Linked DNA regions of Homo sapiens: region 2 is linked to region 1. A link is a contact called in ENCODE Hi-C data. All regions are on one chromosome and are shown on one strand. Each heading gives the region's core, a stretch centred on a gene start or an enhancer-like site at or near the end of the contact. The rest is flanking DNA. Distances are from core to core; before and after follow the strand shown.

Region 1 (3,964 bases), core at 1,090-3,589:
ACTGAAAACCCGACATGATGAAGAGCCATTGTCCAGAGCACACGATGAGTATGAAGGGCAGAGCGTTTATACAGAACGGGAGATTACAAAGAACAGAAAGATCTGGCAGAGCGCTTACATCAACACACTTGCATTAAGAACGGCAATAAAACAGATTAGAGTACTGAGAACTCTCTGAGTTATGAGTAATATAAACTGTAAACGTAAACAGCCAGGAGAATGTTCGAAACCAGAAGCGAACCCCAGAGCTGGGCTTTAATCACACTCCTTCTCCGGGCCTTTCTAAACTGGAGGGAGACAACAAAGCCGTGATTGCTGGGGCTGATCTGCAGAGATGGGATCTGGGCCATGGTTATGGGTCCTGTCTTTTAAGAAAAGCAGCTTGAGAAATGATGAGGATGATGACATGGACAGTCGTGGCATTGGAGAGAGCAAAGGTGATGGTGTTTGGACTCCTGCCCTTCTTGAAATTTGTTACAAACCAGCAAACAATTCTCCTTTCTCCACCTAAGCATTGTCTAATTGGGCACCTGTCCCTTGAGGCTGAAAAATCCTGACTAGTAACTTGTCCACGATGTGGTACCATGTTTGATGTAGGCTTGAGGCTTGAGGTCACCCAGGAAGACACGACTCCTGTCTCAGTTCAGCTCCTTTTCACCATGGCACAGCACAGTTGGTTGCTTCTAAGGAAGGAGACACGTGTGTTGCTGAGATGGCTCCTGAGGCACCTGCAAGGAACCCCAGAATCCAGCAGGGTCCACCTTTAGAAAACGCATGCACCAGAAGGAGCAGGATCTGCAGATTTCCCTTTGTGGAGTGGTAATAGTTGCTCAAATGAAAACATGTTGGCACCATCCTCATCCTCTCCAGACATCATCAAAACCACACATATTTTGGCCATCATCAAGAATCCTTTGAGTAATTGACTGGATGCTCCTAGCTGTGCCAGAGAATCAGCTGGAAGTACACTCTGAGTCACCTACCTTACGAATGGGTCAATGTTTCAGCTACATTTTTTTTTTTCCTTAGGGATAGGGTCTCGCTCTGTCACCCAGGCTGGAGTGCAGTGGATAGATCATAGCTCACTGCAGCCTTGAACTGAGCTCAGCAATCCTCTAGCCCTAGCCTCCCGAGTAAGCTGGGATAACAGGCACACACAAATACAACTGGCTCATTAAAAACAATTTTGTTGTTGTTGTTTTGGAGACGGGGGTCTTGCTATATTGCCCAAGTTGTTCTTGAGCTCCTGGTCTCATGCCTGTAATCCCAGCACTTTGGGAGGCCAAAGGGGGAGCATGATCCACTGCATCCGGCCAGACCTAAACCTTTAGGCAGCACTGCCAGGTGAGCTGGGGGAATTCCTGGACACTGGTCCCTGAGGCGCTGCTGCTGCAGCTTTGAGAGGGGTCCACTCTCTTTGAAATGTGTGTAAATAGAGGCCCGGGCCTTACTGGATCCTGCAGTGCCACAACCCAGAACCTTCTCCAGGCGGGCAGCTAGGTGGTTTTGGTTACATGAATCAGTGTTCCAGATGGGTTTGGAAGTAAGTTTCCTCTTGGGCTGAGTTCCCAACTGCTTCGTCTTGGGGATGAAGTGAGGGAGGTGACCCCATCATGTGGGATGAGATGGGCATTACAGGGCGCCTAGCAGACCTATGCCTGGTGCAGTTCTGAGAGTGTCAGACAGGACATGAGCAGACCTAGTTTCCCGCCTGGCTTTGGAACTAACAGCCTCATCTCCATCTGGAAAATGAGATGCTTGGGCTAGAGTATGGGTTCCAAATATTTGGCTTATTAGTAATAGAGATTTTGTATATAAACTTGTATACAAACCCCTGCAAGTAGAGCTCCCTGGTAGCAGCTGGAGGTGTGTCCAGAGCACCCCACTGTCCCCACCATCATATCACATGTCACTGTCCCTACCGTCAGCTGGCAGTGCCTCTGCGGATCTCAGGATGCCTTAGAACACTGAACTTCAACCAGAGTGCCAGGTCCACAGGAGAGATTGACTGCTCCCAACACACAGGCTACTAGGTAGTTAGATAAAAATGAGAAATATAATGTCACTGTGATTAAAAACAAGAAACCCACGCCTCTGGATAAGAAATGGGAGAAGGTCACAGCTGAAAGCAGGAGCTCACACTTGTGGAGAGCTAAGAAGACAAGTGGGCTTAAGAGGGGCTGGGATAGCAAAGCTGCCCGGCAGGGGCTGAGCTGGCCACCCTGCACTGGCACGGGGCCAGGACCAGCTGCCTGATCATGGAAGGGGCTGAGAATGCTGCCCACACACCATGGGCTGTAGCCAGATTCTAGGCTGCTTGCCAGGAGCTGGGCAGAGGCCGCGGATGAGACAAGTGCTCAGTCCTGTGCCAGGTCCTAAAACCGCTCCACCCATTGGAATGTGGAGCCTAAGCTAAGCCACTACCATAAGACCTGCTTGGGAGCTAGGCACCCTGTAGATCCTTTAAAAAAAGAAGCCTTAAAACGGCCCTGAAGAGAGGTGTACCTGTGGGAAAGCCCTCCAGTGGAAAAGGGGCTGTCAAACATGAATTTCTAAACACATGATTCTAAAGACATGAGAAAATCTAGCACCAAGAATGACAGATCCACAAAAATAGAGGAATTTATGATTGAGGAAATAGACATAATAAAGCCATCTGAAAATGACATTAAGACTTTCAGGTTTAGATAAATACATGAAGAAAGAATAAAACATTAAAATAGATAAAAATAAACATGAAATTAAGTGAAATAATAATTTTTAGAAGTTAAAAACTCTCACATAAATAAAGGACAGCATAGTATCCATGAAATAATATGAAGTTGTGGGATAAGAAAGGCAGTTTTGAAATAGAAGAGGCAGATATGGGAGAAAAAAACCTCTTGGTTAGAAATCTGGGGTATGGGCCAGGTGCGGTGACTCACACCTGTAATCCTAGAACTTTAGGAGGCCCAGGCAGGTGGATCACCTGAGGTCAGGAATTTGAGACCAGCCTGGCCAACATGGCAAAACCCTGTCTCTACTAAAGATATAAAAATTAGCCAGGCGTGCTGGCACACACCTATAATCCCAGCTACTCGGGAGGCTGAGGTAGGAGAATTGCTTGAACCCAGGAGGCAGAGGCTGCAGTGAGCTGAGATTGCGCCACTGCACTCCAGCCTGAGAGACAGAGAGGCTCCGCCTCAAAAAAAAAAAAAAATCTGGGGTATGAAAATGCGGTCATAAAAAAACCCTCAGTAGAGTATAGATTGCTTTCAGTTGAAAGCATGGCTGGGAAATTAAAAGACAGGAGTGGGGGAAAATCCCAGGATTTAGTAATGATAATGGAGAAGCCAAGTATGAAGGAAAAGAGACAAGAGTTCAGTGGAGAAGTAATGTCCAAAGAGAGTTTTCCAGAAATCGAGACATGGCTCACTGAACTCCAAGCTGGAAACCTTGACAATTGCACCCCTAGACCTGCAGTGCAGCTGCAAAACATAAAGAGAAAAAACATTAATAAGACAGAGAGGAAAGACAGATAATGGACAAATAAATCACAGGCAGGTGACAGCAGGCTTCTAATCAGAAGCCACAGATGTCAGAGGAAATGAAGAACTATCTGTAAAATGGTAAGGGAAAAATTGTGATCATAGAATTCTATTCCCAGCCAAAGCATCATTCAATCGTGAGTGTAAAATAAAGACATTCTCAGACATTCAAGGAGTCAGAAAATAAGGAACTCATGGATCCTCACTGTGAGAATTAGAGAATATATTTCAGCAAGAAGAAAAATGAACTTTGGAAGGAGTGGGATGCAAGAAGCAACAATGAGCAAAGAGATTGGTAAGAAAATACATTGGTGATGCTAAACACTTTATTTCATCCCATCTAAGATGTTACCAATTATAAGATACACTGTTATGTAAGATATACTGCTACTTTATTAACTTCTAAGAAAAAAAATCAATTATAATTAAAGACAGAA
Region 2 (3,964 bases), core at 800-3,299, 300 kb before region 1:
GAAGAAAAATACAGTATGACTAACTAGGGTTTGTTTCAAGCATGCAAGAATAGTTCAGCACATCACAATTCATGATAACAGATTAGAGGAGAAAGGCCTTATGGTTTTAGCAATTTATGCCAGAAAAGCATTTTGGGGAAGAAACCCAAATATTTCTAATAAGAATTACATAAGTAAAATATCACCAGTGCTGATATTGACTGTTTCCTTTGTGAGGCATGGATTCATCCAAGTAATAAGTAATAATGACAGTGAATAGTAAGACAATAAAATGTAATGAAAAGGAGAAATGCAGCTGGGCGTGGTGGCTCACGCCTGTAATCCCAGCACTTTGGAGAGGGAGAGGCAGGCGGATCGCTTGAGCCCAGGTGTTTGACACCAGCTTTGCCAACACGGTGAAAACCCATCGCTACAAAAAATACAAAAATAAGCTGGGCGTGGTGGTGCGCCCCTGTAATCCCAGCTATTTGGGAGGTTGAAGCAGGAGAATTGCTTGAGCCTGGGAGGTGGAGGTCACAGTGAGCCAAGATCGCACCATTGCACTCCGTCGAGGGCAATGGGAGTGAAACTGTCTTAACAACAAAGGAGAAATACTGAAAAAGAAGGAAAAAAGTATGGCTTGGTCGAAAAACCAAGGAGATTCTTTATGTGGGCTATTTTTTAACGACAATAAGAGAGAAGAATTAGGATGAAATCAAGAATAAATGAGGAAGGGTTTACTGTTTCTCCTCTGACCCTTTTCCTGCCCACAGCACTACCTGACATGCTTCAGCGGCACGATCGCAGTGCCCTTCCTGTTGGCCGATGCCATGTGTGTGGGGTACGACCAGTGGGCCACCAGCCAGCTCATTGGGACCATTTTCTTCTGTGTGGGAATCACTACTTTGCTACAGACAACGTTTGGATGCAGGTGAGATTGGGGTACTAATGGGGGATGCCAAAGCCCCCAGAAGGCATTGAGCGCAGAAGGCATTGAGCTGCGCCGTTTGCCTAGGGCTGTTGGCAAGGACAGAATGGAGGCACGGGAATGTCCTAGTGGCCGTTGGTCCCCACCCCTCAGTGTTCCTCCCAGTCATTTCCTCTCTTGGTGAATGGCACCACCGCCACCTTCCCCTACCCAGTTGTCCAAGCTGGAAACTCAGCCTCACTCTCCTTCCCCTGCCCCCTTGGCAAGTCATGCTCGCTCCCCAGCACCCCTCTGTGCCCCTATTCCTTACGTTCAGACCAGAGTGTCCCACCAGGCTCCCCGTTGGCTTCCCTGCCTCCAGGGCACTGCTCTTGGACTCACTTTGTGCCCCACACCCAGTGCCATCTTTCTACTTCCACACCCTCCTCAGGGTGAGCCACACTGCAGCTCTCCTCCCTTTTTACACACCAGGCTGCACCCAGCATTTAGGCTTGCCCTTGCTCTCTGCCCCACTTCCATCTCCAGCCATGCCTCTGAGCCCTGTCTCCTGCCTTCCCTGGCCTCACTCCCAAGGGCCCGCTGTCTACCTTCTTGTGTGTCTTCCCTCAACCCGCCTGGCACACAACAGCTCATCCTCCAGGCCCAGCTTGTCCTGCCCTCCCGACTCTGTGGAGCCCTTCATTGTTCTCTGAATTCCCACCTTGTTTTCATCCTTCCAGTGTGGCCTTTATTCCAGTTTGTCCTTTTTGTTTCTATGTCTTTTTCCCACGGTGCTTCCTCCTTGATGCCAGGGCTTTGGCTTGTTCACTTCTGCATTTCCAGCCACCAGCTTAAATGGACGTGGAGCTGGCACAGGAAGGAAGAGAAACATCCTTATCTACCTTCCTACCTCCTCCTGCAAGCTTGTCTTTTCCTCTCCTTTCCTGCTCCTCTCCCCTCTTCGCAGTGCAGCCTCTTGCTTTACCCCAGGGCACTGCTCAGGAAGTGGAGCCTGCTCTGGCAGGACTGTCCTAAGTTCACGGCCAGCTGTCTCTTGCTCTGTCAGAGACAGGCTGAGTAAGGCCTGGCCCTCCCTGCGGTGGGAGGTGGGTGTGAGCTGAAGTCAGGGACTGCATTCTGATGAGTCAGAATCCTTCGGGACCTCAGGGTTGCCCTAACGCGGCACGGGGATAGGGGAGCCTTGGAGGGCGGTGAGCCATGTGCAGGTGTTCTGGTTGCCAGGATAGGCCACACCCTGGGAGGGTAGGCTGCAGGTCTGCTGATGGAAAGAAGCTATGTGGACTAAAGGCTTTGGGGCTGGCAAGCTCTGATGGTTCCCAGATCCCAGCCCTTGCTAGTCTGCCCACAACCACCAAGCTGGGCTGAAGGGAGGAGGGTCTCCTCAAACCCCCCAGGGGGCAGGGCAGGGATATCACTGACCGACTAGGGGAAGGAGATGTGGTCTGGGCCTTCCAAGAAGGGCTCAACCTGACTAGCACCCTCTTTCATTCTTTGGGTACAGTGTTCAGGGCTCTGTGCTTCAAGTCCAGAGTGCACGGCAGAGCTTTTTTTGGCTCACTCAGGATCCTTACCTTGCCCATGGAGCACTGGTTCTCTGGGGAGATGTTCTTTTTCTAAACCGCTGACTTATCCGTGGATTTGTAGGCATAATCCCTCTGTGAATTTGGTCAGTGTCTCTAGCTGAGCATTATTGGTTGACCTGAATAGGGGATGAAAGCTGTGTTTATTGCAGTGAAGTGTGTACCGTGTGCAGCTCTGCCCCAGCTCATGCCAAGGAGGCCAGGCCTGGCCAGCAGCTGAGCCTGATGGGCAAAGTTGCTAATGGGACACAGAAGGGAGGGCCTGGGGGAACTTGGGGTAAATACTTTTGGTCACAGAGGGCATCATCTTGCCCACTGTTGGGGCACAAGACCTAAACAGAACTACCTGGGTCAGCGTGGTTCACCTCCCTGCTGGCCTGGGAAGCAGTTTGAGCGGAGTAAGAACAGGAGAGGGATTTGACACCCTACTGGGATGGCTCAGGGACCCAAAATGCAGAGCTGTGGCCTGGAGGAGGGTGCGTGTCTGTGCGCCCCATGCCCACAAGGCTGGGTGAAAGCAGCCTTTCTTGCTGTGTTTGTGAGGAGTCAGAGTGAGTCCCCCATGACCTTTGGCTGTGCAAGGAATGGCAGCCCCACCCCTGCTTCCATCCTCCCCACAGTGTGGCCATTTGCTTAGTCATAAATCAGGTGGTGCTGACTCTAATCACGTCAGCAACTGTGTGCTGCTGGGCAGGTGCAGGTGTGCTGGGGACTTTGGTGGGGTGTTGGGCTTGTGATAGGGGTTTTCTATGGTTGTCGGGGTGTGGGTGGTGCCCGTTCTCTTAACCTGGGCAAAGAGAAAGAGTACTGGCTCAGCCCTGCAGATATTCAGTGACTGGTCTATGTGGCAGGTGCGGGGCCTGGCCATTGTGGGGCGCAATGGTGACATCGAAGCACATGGCTTGCAGCACGAAGGGCAGCGCCATCAGGGAGACACAGTGCATCCTCCAGGGGACTTGGTGGGAGCCCTGGAGGAGGTGGTGTTTGAGACAGGCCCTGCAGGCTCCAAGGGCTCTGCCCAGGAGGGCTGAGGGAGCAGCTTCCATCCCAGCAGGGGCAGGAGCAAAGGCAGGAAGTCACAGCCTGGCATGATCCCCCTGCCCAGGCACACAGAGGCCAGAGCTTGGGACTTATCAACAGGCACAGGGAGCATTCAATGGCTTTGTTAGCAGGGGACTCGCCCCCGGGGCTGTGCCTTGAAGGACGTTACTTGGTTACTTAGTATAGGGGGTGAGGACCATCCCAGGGGATCAGTGACATCCATGAGAAAGGTGATGGGGGCCTAGGCAAGCCTCAGGGGTGTGGGATAGGAAGGTGACTGTGCTAGGACTGAACTCATTCCCCAGTCTCACTCTTTCTCGTCCTGGGGGTCCCTTCCTGCTTTGAATCCTTAGCTGGAAAGAGAAGCAGCACGGAATGGAATGTGCTTCATGTGTCCTGATTAAAGAATCTTTCCAGTGGAGCGGCTTAGAGAGAG

Evidence for each region. A loop is a pair of places that touch in the nucleus more often than their neighbours do. Pooled maps may share reads with other maps.
Region 2: a loop to region 1 is called in a map with no recorded cell type, with 2.3 times the contacts of the local background. The contact joins two enhancer-like sites. A Hi-C loop is called at or near these places in 4 of 37 single-sample maps with no recorded cell type and 5 of 50 pooled maps.

What each region holds. Positions count from the first base shown.
Region 1 is chr20:4,600,111-4,604,074 of GRCh38, reverse strand. No RefSeq gene overlaps it. Among named protein-coding and RNA genes, the nearest start is that of PRNP, 84 kb to the left of the region's middle. Within about 2 kb of position 2,339, at least 12 of the 41 ENCODE cell types and tissues checked have a DNase peak (open chromatin) inside an H3K27ac peak, as active enhancers do.
Region 2 is chr20:4,896,501-4,900,464 of GRCh38, reverse strand. SLC23A2 (solute carrier family 23 member 2) reads left to right here. Exons shown (of 17, transcript NM_005116.6): 6 at 753-910. Among named protein-coding and RNA genes, the nearest start is that of RASSF2, 75 kb to the right of the region's middle. RefSeq lists an enhancer at 3,175-3,696. Within about 2 kb of position 2,049, at least 5 of the 41 ENCODE cell types and tissues checked have a DNase peak (open chromatin) inside an H3K27ac peak, as active enhancers do.